Linked DNA regions of Mus musculus: region 1 is linked to region 2. Evidence: chromatin loops called from intact Hi-C (ENCODE). Cell type or tissue: heart. All regions are shown on one strand.

Region 1 (8,000 bases), 140 kb after region 2:
TAAAAGCTAGGGGTGATATAATAGAGGACTATGGCCAAATAGTTCCCATCATGACGGATACATGGCACACACATGGCACACATGAAGCCACATGACCGCAGCACTAGACCAAGTTAGTCGACACTCTGAATGAATGGGGGTTCACGTGCCGCACCTTAGTGGAGGAGCTGTTGGCAGACAGGAGGGAGAGTCTTGATCCTTTTTCTGGGCTGTGGCTCTTTTTCAAACTAGGGAGAGCATTTTAAATACAAACAACCCGAACAGGCTCCTTCTGGCTTCAGGCCTGGCTTGATTCAGGCATCCAAAAATGACCAATAGGCCTGGGTCTCTCTGGTACCTCCCTCTGTGGGACAGGTTCTCTCTACCCTGCAGCGCTGGAGAACTCTGATTGGCTGGGAAAGATGCTGGATCAGAAGAAAAGTAGTAACTGATATTTGAGAGTCAAGACTGAGCAGTCCCTATGAACAGATAAGCTGTGTGTGTGGGGGGGAGTTGGGTTAGGGATAATGGGGGGGGGGGTTCCTATGCAGGGCAAGACTTCAGGGACAGACAATTCCAAGTGTAGATCACCAGTCCAGGCATACCACACCTCTGTGTCACAGAAGGAAGGGGCTGGGCTTGACAGTCAAACAGACTGGACACCTTCCGTTCCATCCTGTGTGACTGTGGGCAAGTGTCTTGACCTCTCTGAGCTCATGCCATCCTCGTGATGGAAAGGGATGGGAACTGGTGTGAAAGCTGCCTGGGCCTCCCTTCGGTGTTTGACAGAGGGAGATTCTGAGGGGAGCTGAGAACCGTCTACCCCCTCCCCCCCACCTGCCAACTGCTGGGCTCCTCTGTGCCACAGAATAAATCAAGGCCAGAAGCTTCCTTCAAAAAAAATAGTTTATTTTGCAGCTCTTTCAGCAGCCTCTTCAGCGCACCCAAGTGGTCAGGGTGGCAGCCAGTGTCGGTCTGGGCTTTCCTCCACATCAAGAGGACCTTGCCCAGAAGAACCCTTTATCCCCCAAGAAGGGCAGCGACAGAGTGGGGTTCTCCACTACCCCAACATCCCCACCCCACCCCTGGCCGGAGCATCTCATTCGGGTCCTGATGCTGCGGTGCCTGGCAGTGCTGGGAAAGTCTCTGTAAGCGGATCCAGAGTGTTCGAGGCACAGCCCTGGGTCACTGGTCCAGCGCTGTTGGCTCCTGCCGTGGTATCAAGGCACAAGGTGAGGAAGTATATTGGCCAGAGGTTCTGGGAGGGGTGAGGGACAGCCTCTCTGCACTCAGGCAGTAGGGCACTCAGTACCCTGTGGGTGGCCAATCTGCAGGAGGCACGGAGGTCCAGTCCTTGCTCCACTTGGGAAGAGAGGGCTTACAGAGCCTGGGAACCGAGGCAGTAACTCTCCTCCAGCCATGCTGAATGCTAGGTGTCCTGTCTGTTTGTCCTTTATCTCTGGAGAACCTCTCTAATGGGACAGATGGTTGTCCTGACTCACTAGGGCCACTTGGAGAATAAAATGTCACTTTATTCTCTTAAATGAAAAACAACAACAACAACAAAAAAGGAAATCATTTTTGCTCTTGCTAAGTGTCTAATAAGCCTCATCACAAAAAGACGTTTTCTTGGGTCTCATCTGGCGTTCTCTTTGGCCCATTTACTCGGCTGAGGGACACAAGGAGCTGAGTGCAAACCAACGTGGTAGAACAAGTGTCTTGTGATCAGACACCGGATCCCCACCTCAGGCAAAAACCACAAGGAACTCGGTGTGCCTGGTTCAGTTGGCCTCAGAGAGGCAGTGGCAGAATTATCCACTGGGACAAACCCTGAAGTCCCCAGGTGAGGAGAGGCTGGGCCCGCCTTAGCAGGGGCCCAGGGGCCTTCTGTCCAGAAGTCGCTGGTCAGGAACCGCAGCTACATTTGGAGTGGCTCCGTGAGTTTTCCCAAAATAAGCCCGTGTCCCTCGAAGGCCTGCCGCATGGCCATCCCACCGTCCAGGGTCCTGGGGATGGCCAGAGTTGCTCATCAGGAGGAAGCTGGGCTCTCCGTGGTAGACAGCAGCTGAGCCACCTGTATCCGCTCGGCTGGCGTGAGGTGCTGGCTCAGGTAGGCCACGCAGTCCATGATGACCTCTGGATGTTCTTGGACCAGACTACAGGGAAGGAGAGATAAAGGGGACAGGGGGCGGGGTCACTTTTGTCACTCAGTTCAGTGCCTCTAAGTGTCTTTGTCCAGGGCACCATGTTGCTCTTGAGTAGGCCAGAGCCCAGAGTTTCTCTTGCTGTGCTCACACAGGGAAGGGGGGAGTGGGGGAAGGAGGTAGAGAGAGAGGGGACAGACAATCCTACACGGGATTCTGACTTGGAGACAGAATGCCTCAAGGTGGCATATATAGCCCTTTCTAGTCTCCAGTTGTGTGGTATGATCTGAGGAGTGACATACCCCTGAGTCCCAGCTTTATACGCCAGGCAGGGTTCCAGGTGTCCTGTGAGCCACCTCCTTGGAGGCTACAGAATGACTGTGAGGGAGGAAGCCAGTATCCTCAGCCCCCAGGTCTGGGGCAGGGTCCTCACCAGTCATGTGCTAGCCATGACACAAGCCCCACCTAGACCCAGCTCACGCCACGCTACTCACCTTTGGATGGTCTTGAGGACAGAGTCCCGCTTCAGATAATTGATGTTTTCACGGATGGTGGAGCGCAAGCCGTCCTTGGCTGACCAGTGCTGTTCCAGCCACTGGACCACCACCTGGTTGCTGTCCCACAGGTAGGCCTGGGGATCAATGGGTACAGTCTACCTCAGGCAGAGATGCTGCTGCAGGTGCGGCAGCCAGCAGCCCCCAGACCCCTGGTGCCTGCATGCTGGGGCTTCCCTCTCCCTGCTCAGGCCCACCTTGACAGCGCCCTCAGTCTCCACGAACCAGCGTCGCAGCATGGACTGTGTGTGCTCGTGGTTCAGCTCGGGGCTGGCTCGGAGTATCTCCTGCTTCACCTGGGCCTCCAGCAGCAGCCGGCGCAGCCTCCAGTAGAAGAAGGTGCGGGCAGTCTTCCATTCCAGCACATCCTGTGGACATGGCCGCCTGAGCACCCACAGAGGAGTGGGGGAGGGGGAGGGAAATGGCCAAGGCCGTGCCCCAAGATGGCTACCTGGTTCCTGCCCACCTTGTCCTATAAGCGGGGATGTCCAGTGTAGGGGGATGAGCGCCTGCCGGCTCCTACTGACATGCTCAGACTGAACCGCCCACACAGCCCCCTGAGCCCAGAATTGAATCCATCCCAAACTCCTCTGTATTCCTCTGCATCCGGTGGGGGCCGTGGGGAACCCTTACAGAAATGATTCCTTTCTCCAGCATGTGGCCCGGGGTGTCGTGCAGGTCTGCGAACTGCACTGCCACCTGGTGGTAGATGGGAAGCAGCAGTTCCTCCCGGGCCTTCAGCTGGCCCTCCAGCTCCTTCCGGTCCTTGTCGGGAAGCTGGGCTTTCCCTGCAGGTGAGCAGACAGCAGTTAGGATTTTCAGGGGCTGTGAGGGGTAGCCATGTGGGGGCTGGGGTGGATTTTCTTGGGTTTTTGTTTTATTTGAAAAACCACAGACAAGAGGCCCTGCCCTGCGAGAGTCCGGGCTGCGATGCCAACACTGCTCCTAAATTAAGTTGTCCTGCAGCCTTGGAAATGCAATCACAGCCCCGAGACAGCATCTGGGTAAAACCCCAGCCTTGCCCCGGGCTTCAGCATACCATCAGCTCTTGTTTTCAGACAGATAATAAATACAGTGGAGATATGCTAACTCCATGCCACAGTTCTGCCAGGGGAGGGGATGGGTAGGGATGAAGACAGCACTGTTTAACAAGGAAATCCACACTTAGAGTCCTAATAAGGGGGCCAGCAAGATGGCTCAGGAGAGAAAGGGTGCTTGCTGCCAAGCCTAATGACCTGAGTTTGATTTCCGGGACCCACATGGTGGGAGGAGCGAATAGATTCTTGCAAGTTGTCCTGACATCCGCACACGTGCTGTGGCAGACACACACATACACACAGAGAGAAACACAAACACAGAGAGACACATACACACACACATACACAGAGAGAGACAGACAGACAGACATGCACAGAGAGAGAGAAACACAGACACACACCAGAGAAACAGACACAGAGAAACACAGAGAGACACAGAGAGAGAGACAGACAGACAGACACACACAGAGAGAAACACAGAGAAAGAAATAGAGACAGAGACAGACACAGAGACAGACATACAGACACACACACACACAAAATAAATGTAATAAAAAGGAAAAGAACCTTATAAGAGATGTTTCCAGACAAAAATGCCAATTCTACACAAACCCAAAGTCACGAAGGTGCAAAGCCAAATCCCAGAGGCCCTGGTCATCTGGACGTTACACACCGTAATGACTGACATCAGAGGAGTGAAGCAAAGTAAGGCATTCACCAAATAAAATCTATAAAAGTGTTTCTCTCTGGCTGGGGACTCTAAAGGGACATTATCATCACCATGTTCTGGTGTCCCCCGTGGACCCCAACTGATTCAACCGTGTCACGCCATGCATATGGGACAGCGCGCTGATTATGTGATTACAGGATGAGCATCCCTCACCTCAATCGCGCCAGAGCCCGAACCTCTGGGTGCAGACAGCCTGCCACAAAGGAACGTTCCACCCCGGCCCCAGAGATGGGCTGTGGTCAGAACACAGCTCTGAAAATTAATTTCGTTTTCATGTCTGGGTCCCTCTGCCAAGCCATCTCACCGAGGACACACAAACCGAAACTTCCCACTTGCATCTGCCACTTGCAGCATCCTGTGGAACGGGCCGATTGCAAATGTGGGCCGGCTTTGGGGTCTCACAGTTTGATACACGCTCATTTTACCCTTAATGCACTAGAATTGGCGCCTCTGCTGACCTGCAGGTGGCTCCTATGTGACCTGGGCATGGCACATGTGTGACTTGGGGGTGGAGCCTGTGTGATCTGAGGGTGAAGTCTGTGTGACCTGGGGGTGGAGCTGTGGGGCTTGGGGGTGGAGCCTGTGTGGCTTGGGGGTGGAGCCTGTGGGACCTGGGGGTGGAGAGTGTGGGACCCACTTACCCAGCTGTCCCACGAGCTTCTTACACACTGGGTCTATCCTCCTTATGGTTTTCACCAGATCTTTCTTCCGGAACTTAATCTCCACCGTGCCCTCCGGCTCCAGAACACCCCCCCTGGACAGAGGAGAGGACAGGGGGAGGGGCTGAGGACAGATACTCCTGCCCTGGGCTCTTTTTGTTTTCTCTTTACTTACTTATTTCTTTTAACGCCTTATGACTTTGTGTGTGTTGTGTATGTGTATCTGCGTACATGCCTGTAAAGATCATAGGTCAATGTAAGGGGTCCACCTTACATTTTGAGGCAGGGTCTCTCACTGATTTGGTTAGACGGACTAGCCAGCAAGCCCCAGGGATTTCCCAATCAACGCCCACTACCATCAGGGCCCAGGTTAGTGCACACTGCCGCGGCCGGCTTCTTACCTTGGTCTGGGTTTGTCCTCTGGAGCCCTAACTAACTCTGCCAAGACACTGTAGGTGACACCTGCTCACCTGCTCTCTTTGTCTGCATACATCTCTATGCACAGGGGGTTGATGGTGGAGTCCAGGACAACCCAGGAGCCCCCACGGAGCTCCGCACAGGGAGGGATGTAGATGAGAATGGGCTGCTCGTACAGGCGGAGACCATCCACGATGTAGGCGCCAAACTTCAGCATCTGCTCATACATGTCTACAAAGCGAGGCCTGCTTAGGAGACTCGGGCCCCAGTGACGCACCCACAAAGCCTCCTGCAGCCTTCTCTGCCCTGGGCTCCTGAGGGAGGCTTGGAGAGTCTGGTCTGGTCCAGGTCTGGTCCCCTCCCTCAGGGCCCATGTGACCTTGGGCAGGCTATTCTCCTGCATGAGTGAGTGTGTCTTCATCTGTCAACTCAAGCATGGGGACGCCCAAGCTCACCCACCTATCTGGTACACGCAGCCCCCTCTGCTCCACATCCCCACACCCGATCTGGTGACACTACAATACCGTGACAACAGCTTACAGGTGGGACCAGTGCACGGGACCCTTGCTGCGGTCCTCTCCATTCACAAAGGAAGGGTCTGGGGACGCAGAGAGGTCACCCAGATATGCCTCTCTCCCACCTCAGCTCCTCAGTACCTGGGAACCTTATCTCTCTGGACATTCTTGGTGACTTAGAGAGACTGCAACTATAGCTCAGCTCTGAGGAAGGTGGATGGACATACGCCTTCCTCATCCACACAGGACTACCCAGGTCATCCAGGAACTCGCAGAGCAGACCTCTCTGCATGGCCCATCACGTGACCCCAGGAAACTCCCGGGACTATCAAGAGACACCACAGTGACACATATGAAAGGGCCGGCTTACCCTTCATGCCTCCGGAGAAGCCCCTCCAGTTGGCGAAGATCATGAGAGGCAGGCGCTCCTTGTTGAAGTCCCTGATGACCTGCGCCGTCTTGTAGGCCGAGTCCGGGAACCACACCTGGCCCGCCTGCTGGATGATCTGTGCACAGAGTCACTTAGGTCAGACACTGACCTCCAGGTTCCTGCCCTGACTTCCTTCAGCGATGAACAGTGATGTGGAGGTGTAAGCCAAATTAACCCTTTCCTCCCCAAGCTGCTTTGCTCATGGTGTTTTACCACAATAGTAACCCTTACTAGGACATGTACCAAAGCCAGGGCTCCCTAGAGACCCAAAGCATGGCCATAACCTTAGGACCTCAATGGGTCCCCTATTCTCGTGCTCAGCCTGACAACACAGTAGTTGAGACCTCATTGCAGCTCCCAGGAACAGGAGTAAAGCAGAGGGGGAATGGGGACCATTACCATCCTGGAAAGAAACCCAGACTATTGGAATATGTGTCCCGTGGAGATATGGTAGGGAGAAAGGCAGAGCCCCCAGACCAATCTCTACTTGAGGCCTCTGCTCTCTGGCTCTCAGAGGCTTCTCTGAACCAGATGAAAGGATCTACTCCTGTCCCCAGTGGTCACGGCTCCCGGCCCCTCACCTTGGCCTCAGAATCCAAGTTGGCAGGGTCAGCGGGGACAGCCACCTCCACAGTCCGAGTCTCCACAGCAATCACTCCCACAGGGATGCCCCCCAGCCTGCAAGGCGAACACACAAGGGCTCAGCACTGGGCTGCCTGCAGGCAGAGCTCAGGGCCTCGGGGTCTACCCCATCTGCTGCCAGGCCTGTTCAGGTGGCAACGAGGGCTGGAAGTGGGGTGAGCTGGTTGCAAGGCAAAGGGGCAGCACCGAGTCACTAAGGACCATGCGGAGCTGTAGGTGCCCCGCTAGGGTGAGAACAGTCAGGGCAGGACGGTGCTGAACCCACAGGAGACATCTTCCCCTCGGGCCATGCACACACAGTTCCCAGCATCCTCCTCTCACTTCAGATTTTTTGGCACTAGGATGAAGCTTGGGACTTGGCATGTGCCAGGCAGGTGCTTTGCAACCTAGCCATTTCCCCGTCCTGAATTATGACTTAAATCATCACATCTGGCCAGCAGTTACACCCTGGGCAGCTTGGGCACCGAACTGAGTCACACAGGGAAAAGGCTGAAGCAAGCCAGGATTGGTGGCATAGATCTGTGACCCAGCTACTTAGGAAGCCAAGGCAGGAAGATCAAGAGTTCAAAACCAGCCTGAGCCACACAACAAGACACTGCCTTGAAACACACAGCAAAGGATGTTGGGATACAACTCAGTGATACAGCTTTTTGCCTGACATGCACGGGGGCAAGGGGGGACTCTGGGTTCCAGCCCCGGTACTCAAAACCAGGGAGGGGATGAGCATTATCAAGTACCATAGGGCCTGGCTTAGATGGGACCATGATGTCACCACCTGTCAGCCTGGGCTATCAACACCTGGAGCCACGGCTGCACCTCTGTCCTTTACCCGTGCTACCCTACCAGGTTGGTGGTCTCTTCCTAGGGAGGGCTCCATGGTGGAGGGGTTCATT
Region 2 (8,000 bases):
GGGTCTGGTGTGGGTCACAGTGTGGAACACACACAGCAGGGGCTGGTGTGGGTCACAGTGTGGAACACACACAGCAGGAGCTGGGGTGTACCTGGCAGCAGCAGAGGCGCTCAGCAGCCTCCATTCCCCCCACAGAGCTCATGGCTCTCCTGACACCCTCAACTTCTTACAAGCAACTTTCACACCACCTATGGAGACCAGGAACACCGAGGCTGTTCTAAATAATCACATTTTCTTAAAGGATGAGATCGGTACTGGGCGTAGAGCCGAGGTGGGCTCCCTGTAAGTTTAAGGAGAGCCCAAAGCTCGAGTCATCCTGTCCAGAGAGTGCCGATTAACAGCAGGTGTCAGAGGTGCCTCTCCTCTCTGCCGTGTTCCCCATACTTAGCCAGCAGTCAAACAGCCACCTTCCACCTCCACAGGTAAGAAGGTGAAGGAATAGACAGACGTGACGGTGTTAATACCACTTGGGTCACCTGCTCACAGGTGTTTCCTGGTGCCTGTGCTGTGTCCAGTCACACGTGAAAAAAAAAAAAGGGCTTTTTGCTTTTTAAATTATCTTAAAATATTTTATTACATTTTCTTTGGGCAATTGTGAATGAACAAGTGTGTTTGTATGGTGCCTGTCACACCCGTGGCCTGGGGATGAGATTCAGGCTGTCAGGCTGGGCAGCAGGCCGCTTCTGATCTCAACTTACAAACATCAGTGTGTGTGTGTGTGTGTGTGTGTGTGTGGTGTGTTGGTGTTGGCAACTGTGTCACGGTACATGTGTAGGGGTCAGAAAACTGTCTGAAGAGTCCATTTTCTTGACATGGGTTTTGGAGCTCAGAATCAGGCCACAGCTCTCTACCTGAGCCATCTCGGCACCCTGGGGTCTTCTTTACACATGCTGGGGCCAGAGAGCCATGTCATGGGTGAAGAGCACTGCTGCCCTTGCAGAAGGCCCAGGTTCAGGTTCCAGCAGCCCATGGCAGCTCACAACCACCTGTAGCTCTAGTTACAGAGATCAGATGCCCTCCTCGCTGGCTCTGCTGGGGCTGGTGTGGCTCAAACTCACAGTGCACACACAAGCAAGCACAGCACTCAGACAAATGAAATATAGAGATGCAACGGTTTTTTGTTTTTGTTTTTTTTTTTTTTGGTTTTTCGAGACAGGGTTTCTCTGTATAGTCCAGGCTGTCCTGGAACTCACTCTGTAGACCAGGCTGGCCTCGAACTCAGAAATCCGCCTGCCTCAGCCTCCCAAGTGCTGGGATTAAAGGCGTGTGCCACCATGCCTGGCACGCAACGTTTTTAAAAAGCATTTAAAACTACATTTATTTTATGTGTGTGTACATGCACACATGGAACATGTGTGGAGGATGGAGGAAAACATACGTGTCAGTAGTCTCTTTCCACCAAGTAGGTGCCAGGGATCAAACTCAAACCTCTGCACCCCAAAAGCCATGGGTTTTGTTTTTTGCTTGTGTATGTGTTGTGTTTCCATCAGTGTGCACGTGTGAGCACATACACGCACATGGAGGACTGAGGGTGATGCTGTCTTCCTCCACTGCCCTGCACTGGATTTACTAAGGAAGGGTGTCTCACTTGAATCCAGTGCTCACGAGTCAGCTGGTCTACCTACGCTGAAATAGCCTCAGGGACCCCACTTCTGCCTCTGAAGTGCCGAGCTTACAGATGGTGCCACACTTGCCCAGCACTGGAGGATTCTGGGAACCTGAACTCGGGGCCTCCTGCGTGCATGGCAAGGGCTTTCCCACTAGTCGTGTTTCCAGCAGCCATGGCAGCCCCTTTAATCTGGGCAGGGGACACTGCACATAGCTTTCCTCTGGTAGACCGAGTAGAACTGCACCTCCTTGCTGATGGGTGCTCTGAGGGTCAGAGGTGAACACGGAACAGTATAGAATTGCTACAAACTGCTTTCACCGAAATCGGGTGGCTCTGACTGACAGCCATATGCACACAGCGTTGACCCACTGAGCTCCTAAATGGGTGATTTTTTAAAATATTTATTTATTTATTATTATATGTAAGTACACTGTAGCTGACTTCAGACGCACCAGAAGAGGGTGTCAGATCTCATTACAGATGGTTGTGAGCCACCATGTAGTTGCTGGGATTTGAACTCAGGACCTTTAGAAGCGCAGTCAGTGTTCTTAACTGCTGAGCCATCTCTCCAGCCGGGGTGATTTCTTTAGCTACCCCAAAACACAGCACCACCCGCCCAGCTGACTGAATCATTAACACGAAATCCTGCTGAAACCCCGAGTTTGGAAAAGCATCTTCACCAGGTTAGGTCACTCAAAGCAGCAGCCACTTTGAAACACGTGTAGAATAACAGGCGGGCCTAGATTTCTGTCATGAGCACACTCAGGGACCTCTGCAGTCCCTCCCCACTCCACACCTGTCGAGTGGAATTTGCTGGCATACTGCTCCATCCTCAAGAAAATGGTTGCTCTGTGCATGCTGGTCAGGCACGCTACCACGAAGCTCCATTACCAGCCACTCCCACCAGCAACTCCTGAACTACATCATCACCACAGGCTGCTAACCACAGGGAGAGGAAGGAAGCTGGAATGAGAGGGGGCAGCCCCATTCCTAACTGTTCCCTCCTTCTTCAGGGCCTAGAGAGCTCACCTGAGGACCTGCCTGTGCAGCGGAGATGCTAGGTGACCATCAGTGACCTCCTGCAGCCTCTGGCTTCCGAGGAGTTGGGTTTTCTGGCCTAAGAAAGATTCAGAATTAGTGCCTTTTTTGTAAGCATGGCATTGCAACTTTGTTGAATGTAAGTAATATACTGTAGGTTTTTAAAAACTGTCTAGGGGCTAGAGAGATGAGTCAGCAGATAAGATCCCACAGAGGACATGGGTTCGAGTCCCAGCATCCGCACAGCTGCTCACAGCTTCTGTAACTTGAGAATCCAACGCCCTCACACAGACATTCATGCAGGCAAAACACCCATCCACATAGAATAAAAATAAATTATTTTTAAAAACCCTCTCAGGCTCCCCTAACTACATTCTAACCTCAAAGTAACCCCAAAGGCGACGCAATGTAAAAGATAATCACATAGTTTCAACACCCCGCAAAGGGCTTCATGCCTTAGAAGTGAATGCTTTAGAGAACAATGGCTGCCCGTGAGACAACCGGCTCCCACTTCTCAGTGACAAGGCAAAGTGTGTGTGCACACATGGAAACCATTCTACAGGGAACCAGGTCTGGCCTGGTTAAGGCTAAGCTCCCAGGTAAAAGTGAAGGGCAGAAAGCAAATCCAAGTGGCCATTTTGACGAGTAGGATGGTGGGTAGGGGGGGCGCCCCTCCCACCCCCACTTCACAGAAAGTGCAAGGTGTGGCAGGCAGCACAGAAAGAGGCACAAGGGCCTGAGTCACGCAGAGCTGGCACCAGCCCTGGCTCTGTCAACACTGCTGGGAGGGAGCCTCAGTCTTCCATGTTTGACAATCAGCCTTGATGCATGTCATGAGAACGGACACCTGTGTGCCATGGTTCTAACTGCTGCTAACAGAACAGTGCAAAAGCACAGGGGATGTGTTACCTTTATGGACACAAAAAGTTTTTTGTTGTTTTTCTCTGTTTGAACTTATTTTTATTGTGTTTGTCAGTGAGAGCAGTTCCCGGGAGGGCCACAAGAGGGCATCAGATGCTCCTGGAGCTGGAGGTACAGGTTGTCTTGAGCCCTGTGACTTGCTGCTGGGAATGGAACCCAAGTCCTCCGAGAGCAGCAAGTGCTCTTAATCACTGAGCTCTCTTCCAGACTATTTATTTTATTATTACCACTTTTTAAAATCTCCTCACCTGCACAGTCCCAGTAAGCCGTTTCCCTATCTCCAAATGAACTAAGTAAGATGTGCCTGGCCCAGCATTTGGGCCATCAAGTCCTGGTCCTATTGTTTATAAACTGTCAACAGTCAAGTTCCTGAGAGGTGCACGCAGGGCTCAATGCATGACTGCAACCTTAAGTCTGCTCCTCAAGATATCCCCACTCTCGGCTTCAGAGATGGCTCAGTGGCTATGAGCGCTGACTCTTCTTGCAGAGAATCAGGGTTTGGCTTCTAGCACCCACAGTTCTAAAGGATCCAATACCCTCTTCCGGTCATGGGTACCAGGCATGGACATAGTGAATGCACATACATACATACATACACGTATGCATGCATGCATGAAAACCACACATATACTTAAAAATTAAAAAATAAATCTTAAAAAAAGAGAGAGAGAGAGAGATCCTCCGTGGTAGGCAGGACCCAGGAGCAGGAGAGGGCCCCTCCTCCCAGTGGAAACACAATGACTGCATGAAAACGGGACCCAGCACTTGTGACTCCCTCAGAGCTCTCACTTCTCTCAGGACCTCTTGGGATTTGATCCCTTTCCCAAAACTATCCCCATCTAAGAGCATACACACTGGCTTCTGCTTGCACTGCACAGTAGCTAAGCTTTGTGGGTTTCTTCATTCTTTCCTGTCGCTTTTCCACTTACACAGCTCATGAATCAAATCAGATGCACCCTTGGGCATCAAGTTCTTCCCCTGAGGGCCACAGAGAAACAAGACAAAGACTGTAACTAGAGAGGCCTTCAAGTCAGAGAGAAGGAGCCTCAGACCTTGTTCATCCCGACTCTACCTCACAGCACTGTCCCATGAGCACTCTGGGTCCCAGGTTCCTGGGATAATAACAATATTCAATTTTAGGGTTGTTAAGGATTGCATGGAACACTTGCCATTCTTAACCCTAATCTAGTCACTATAGTATTGAGATGAGGAATGGGAAAATATTGATAGCTGGCACTTGGAAACGCTCATCACACCTAAGGAAGCCTTACTGCACTGTCCTTACAAAGCTGAGAACCTGGTTTAGGGAAGTAAGAGTGCTCTAGGTAGAGAAATCAGAAAGCAATCAGTCGGTAAGGAGGGACGCAGTTCGCCTAAGTGTCTCATCCAATAAGAGCAGCAACATGATGAGACAATCAAATCTCGCCTCCCTTGGTCTGGGTTATACATTTAGTAAGCCGCAGAGCCAAGCTTTCAACGCTAACAGACAAGACTCTGCATTACTTCTACGTCCCCAGGCAACTTGCTTACAACCAACCTATTTGGTTGAGACTAACTTCAAGAAGCACAACATGTCGCACAGGAGTCCAGACTGTGAAGTAAAAATAAACACAAGTTGCTGAGCGACTTTCTTTTATGGTAGAAGTCGCTAGTTTCCCAGGCCTAAGGGCCACCATCTAAGTGTAGACCATGTAACAGACATTGTAGATCTATTTAACTAGGCCTCCCTTTGGAAGCCTATCCTGTGAGGCTACAACACCCCAATTTTAAAAGCCTAAGATAAGACAACAGCTCTTAAAGAAACCATTAATAAGCCAAACTATTGCTCTTAGACAGCTACAGCCTATCCAGATGGGGAAACGAAATGCAGAGGGCACATAACTCGCCAGTGTCCTCACCCACCGTCCCTGACTTTGAATTCCCAAAGGAATTACTTATCGGCAAGTCAAAAAGGCAAGGTTCAGGAATCACACACACAGAAAGGCACCACAAAGAGAAGTTGAGAATGCCAGGCACCCTGTGAGGCTAGCTAGGCTTAAGTCAAAATACGATCCAGTTTTTCCAGCTTTTGATCAAGAGCCGTCAGGAACCACACTAAAACGTATTCTAAAATAATCTCCGTAAAACAATCTAATTACTCTATTTACAGAGGAGGAAACTGAGGGTCAGAGATGGGACTAGATTCACCCAAGGTCACACAGCGAGCGACAGCACTGGGCTCGAATTCCACTTGGGGTGATCCGGAGGCCCGACGCCTCTCACAGGCACCGACATCAACAACCACAAGAACAAGTCCGTCTCGCCCACAATCAGTTGGCTGGCAAGGCCAGTCGCCTCGGCACGGAAATCAATGGAAGGGGGACAAGGAGATCCCCGAAGCCCGCAAGCCAGTCCCTCCTCCGACTTCACTCAAACCAAGACTCGGCCCCCCAGATAGCCTCCCTCCGTCCCTGGCCCCGCCGCCCAGAGAAGCGCCCATCCTGTCCCCACTCGCTACCCGCAGTCCGGAGATCTTTATCCGTTCGAGGCCCCGCACTCGGGGTCCGGGCCGCAGCGACCGCCGCCTTAGCCCGATCCCCCCGAGGTCCGCCAGCCCCGGGGCAGCGGCCGAAGCCCGGCCGCCATCTTGCCCCGGGTGTTGTGCTCCGAACACCTCTTGGGAAGCAAGCAATTATTCAGTTCCGGGAAACAACAGTTCCGCACTGCTTCTTTGCCCATGGAGGAGGTGAGGACTCCTTTCCTCTTGTCATCTTCTTTAGCAGACGGAAAGGAGAAACAAACATCCAGAAGTGGGACTAAACGCCTGACTCGGCCAAGGGGAGGCGGGAACGGTTGATAAAAAGAGTTCCCCCCATCTAGGGCTTACGGGGGTGGGGGGTGGGGGGGAACGCTTTAAGAAGAGTCCCTCTGCGGGGCGGAAGTGGGGTGTGGACGGACGCCGGAAGTGCCCGCCCCGGCCCCGCCTCCGCCCCCTGCATTGAGCGAGCTGGGTGTTTCCTGCCTCTCAGTCCGGATTTGGAGACTCCGGCGTCCTCCGACTTTTCATGGTGAGGGCGGTGGCCGCCGTCGGGGAGCTTCGGGGCGGGCGAGGGTGGCGACGAGGCTGAGCGGGAGCGGTGGGGCGCTGAGTAGCGCGTGCGGGCGAGGTCCGGAGCGGGGGAAGGGCTTCAAATGAAAGGAGCCGTGGTCGGGGTGGTGGTGGTGGGGATCTGCGAAGGGGCGGCTGGTCCTGCGGGCGGTGGTGGCGCTGGGCGGCGAGCCTGGAGTGCTGATGGGCGATGGGACGTGGGAGATCGTCGGGACAAAGAGACGGCGGCGGAGGCATCGAGACCGACGCTCGGGGTGGGGAACGAACGAGGGTTCGAGGGCGTGTGGAGAGGGGCGAGCGTGTACCCTTGGAATCGAGCAAAGTCTGGCCTCTGGGAGGCTGTGCCTTGAGTAAGGTGGGGTTCCAGGCAAGAGAGGGAGGGGGCGTCTCTGAACCCACAAGTCTGGAGCGAGATGACTGGTAACAGTAATTCTAAGGAGACATGTCTGAGGTCGGGGTACCCTGACCACAGAGTCTGGCCTCAAGTGGCACCTGGATACCTACCTAATCACTTCCCTTGAGGCCCTAGGTGACCACACCTCGGGAGTCCCAGGATGTCAGCTGTTGCTGTCTGCGTTATGGGATGGTTTCGGTTTACTTGAGATTCTCTAGGGTCTGTCCCTTGAATGGTTCTTTGTCCTTGGGTGGGGATGGGGGGCGGGTGGACTATTAACCCAGGTCTTCTTTGTCTGCCACTCACTCACAAGATCAGTCCCAAACTGAAGACAGATGACTCGGCCTGTGTCTGGCTTTGGTCAAGCTCTATTTGGTATAAAACAAGAGACACACACATTGGTAGAAGGCGGCCAGCAGCACCGGTAGACCACCAACTGGTCCCCTGGGGCTAACCTGGGAACTAGTTAACAACAGGATAGTCTGGGCTCACCGATGTATTTTTACAGTCTCTGTGTGTCACTAAGGATTTGGGCTGTGAAATGGAGGGCGTTTGAAACCAGATTCTAATACCTAGCTTCCCTAGTAAGCAGGATTGACAACATCCTCATTGAGACTGTTTGGAGAAGTTCTCAAAAGCAGGAGAACTGGGGGGGGGGGGGTGACTATCCTAGAAAAAAGTGTGGGGCTTTAGTTTTTGGCCTCCTTTAACTTCGTTTGCTTCACGCAGTAGCCCTGTAGCAGAGACCTCAGGTTAGTTTAGCCTCCTTGCATAATACCCCTTAAGCAACCCGCCCGGAAGAGCTCCCTTCAGATCTCCAAGGCTACTAGATAAACAGATTGTCTAATCCTCCTTTGTATCGGAATCACCTGAAAGAGCCTTTTAATCCCAAATTGCAGGCAGCAGCACTCCTTGCTGGCCTGGGGTCTCCGCCCAGGCAGGCAGGCAGG

What was found. Hi-C counts contacts between places; a loop is a spot of excess contacts. Peaks named below come from ENCODE experiments on the same cell type or tissue, not always from the same donor. Only the 100,000 strongest peaks of a DNase experiment are listed, where the experiment ranks them.
Region 1: a loop joins it to region 2, with 2.3 times the contacts of the local background. A loop is called at or near these places in 1 of 42 quality-filtered maps.

The regions. Positions count from the first base shown.
Region 1 is chr5:114,243,629-114,251,628 of GRCm38, reverse strand. It overlaps Acacb (acetyl-Coenzyme A carboxylase beta), which reads right to left. Exons shown (of 52, transcript NM_133904.2): 45 at 7,047-7,143; 46 at 6,406-6,541; 47 at 5,574-5,751; 48 at 5,086-5,198; 49 at 3,311-3,465; 50 at 2,875-3,045; 51 at 2,618-2,754; 52 at 871-2,135. The coding sequence ends at 2,009. Among named protein-coding and RNA genes, the nearest start is that of Foxn4, 26 kb to the left of the region's middle. In heart, a CTCF peak has its summit at 3,377 (motif pointing left); DNase peaks (open chromatin) are centred at 3,108 and 3,398; H3K4me3 peaks cover 313 bases; H3K27ac peaks cover 442 bases; H3K27me3 peaks cover 146 bases.
Region 2 is chr5:114,379,041-114,387,040 of GRCm38, reverse strand. Kctd10 (potassium channel tetramerisation domain containing 10) reads left to right here and starts at 6,536. Exons shown (of 7, transcript NM_026145.4): 1 at 6,536-6,615. The coding sequence starts at 6,613. It overlaps Ube3b (ubiquitin protein ligase E3B), which reads right to left and starts at 6,421. Exons shown (of 28, transcript NM_054093.3): 1 at 6,066-6,421; 2 at 2,639-2,726. In heart, a CTCF peak has its summit at 3,646 (motif pointing right); DNase peaks (open chromatin) are centred at 6,140, 6,600, 7,260 and 7,960; H3K4me3 peaks cover 3,526 bases; H3K27ac peaks cover 2,733 bases.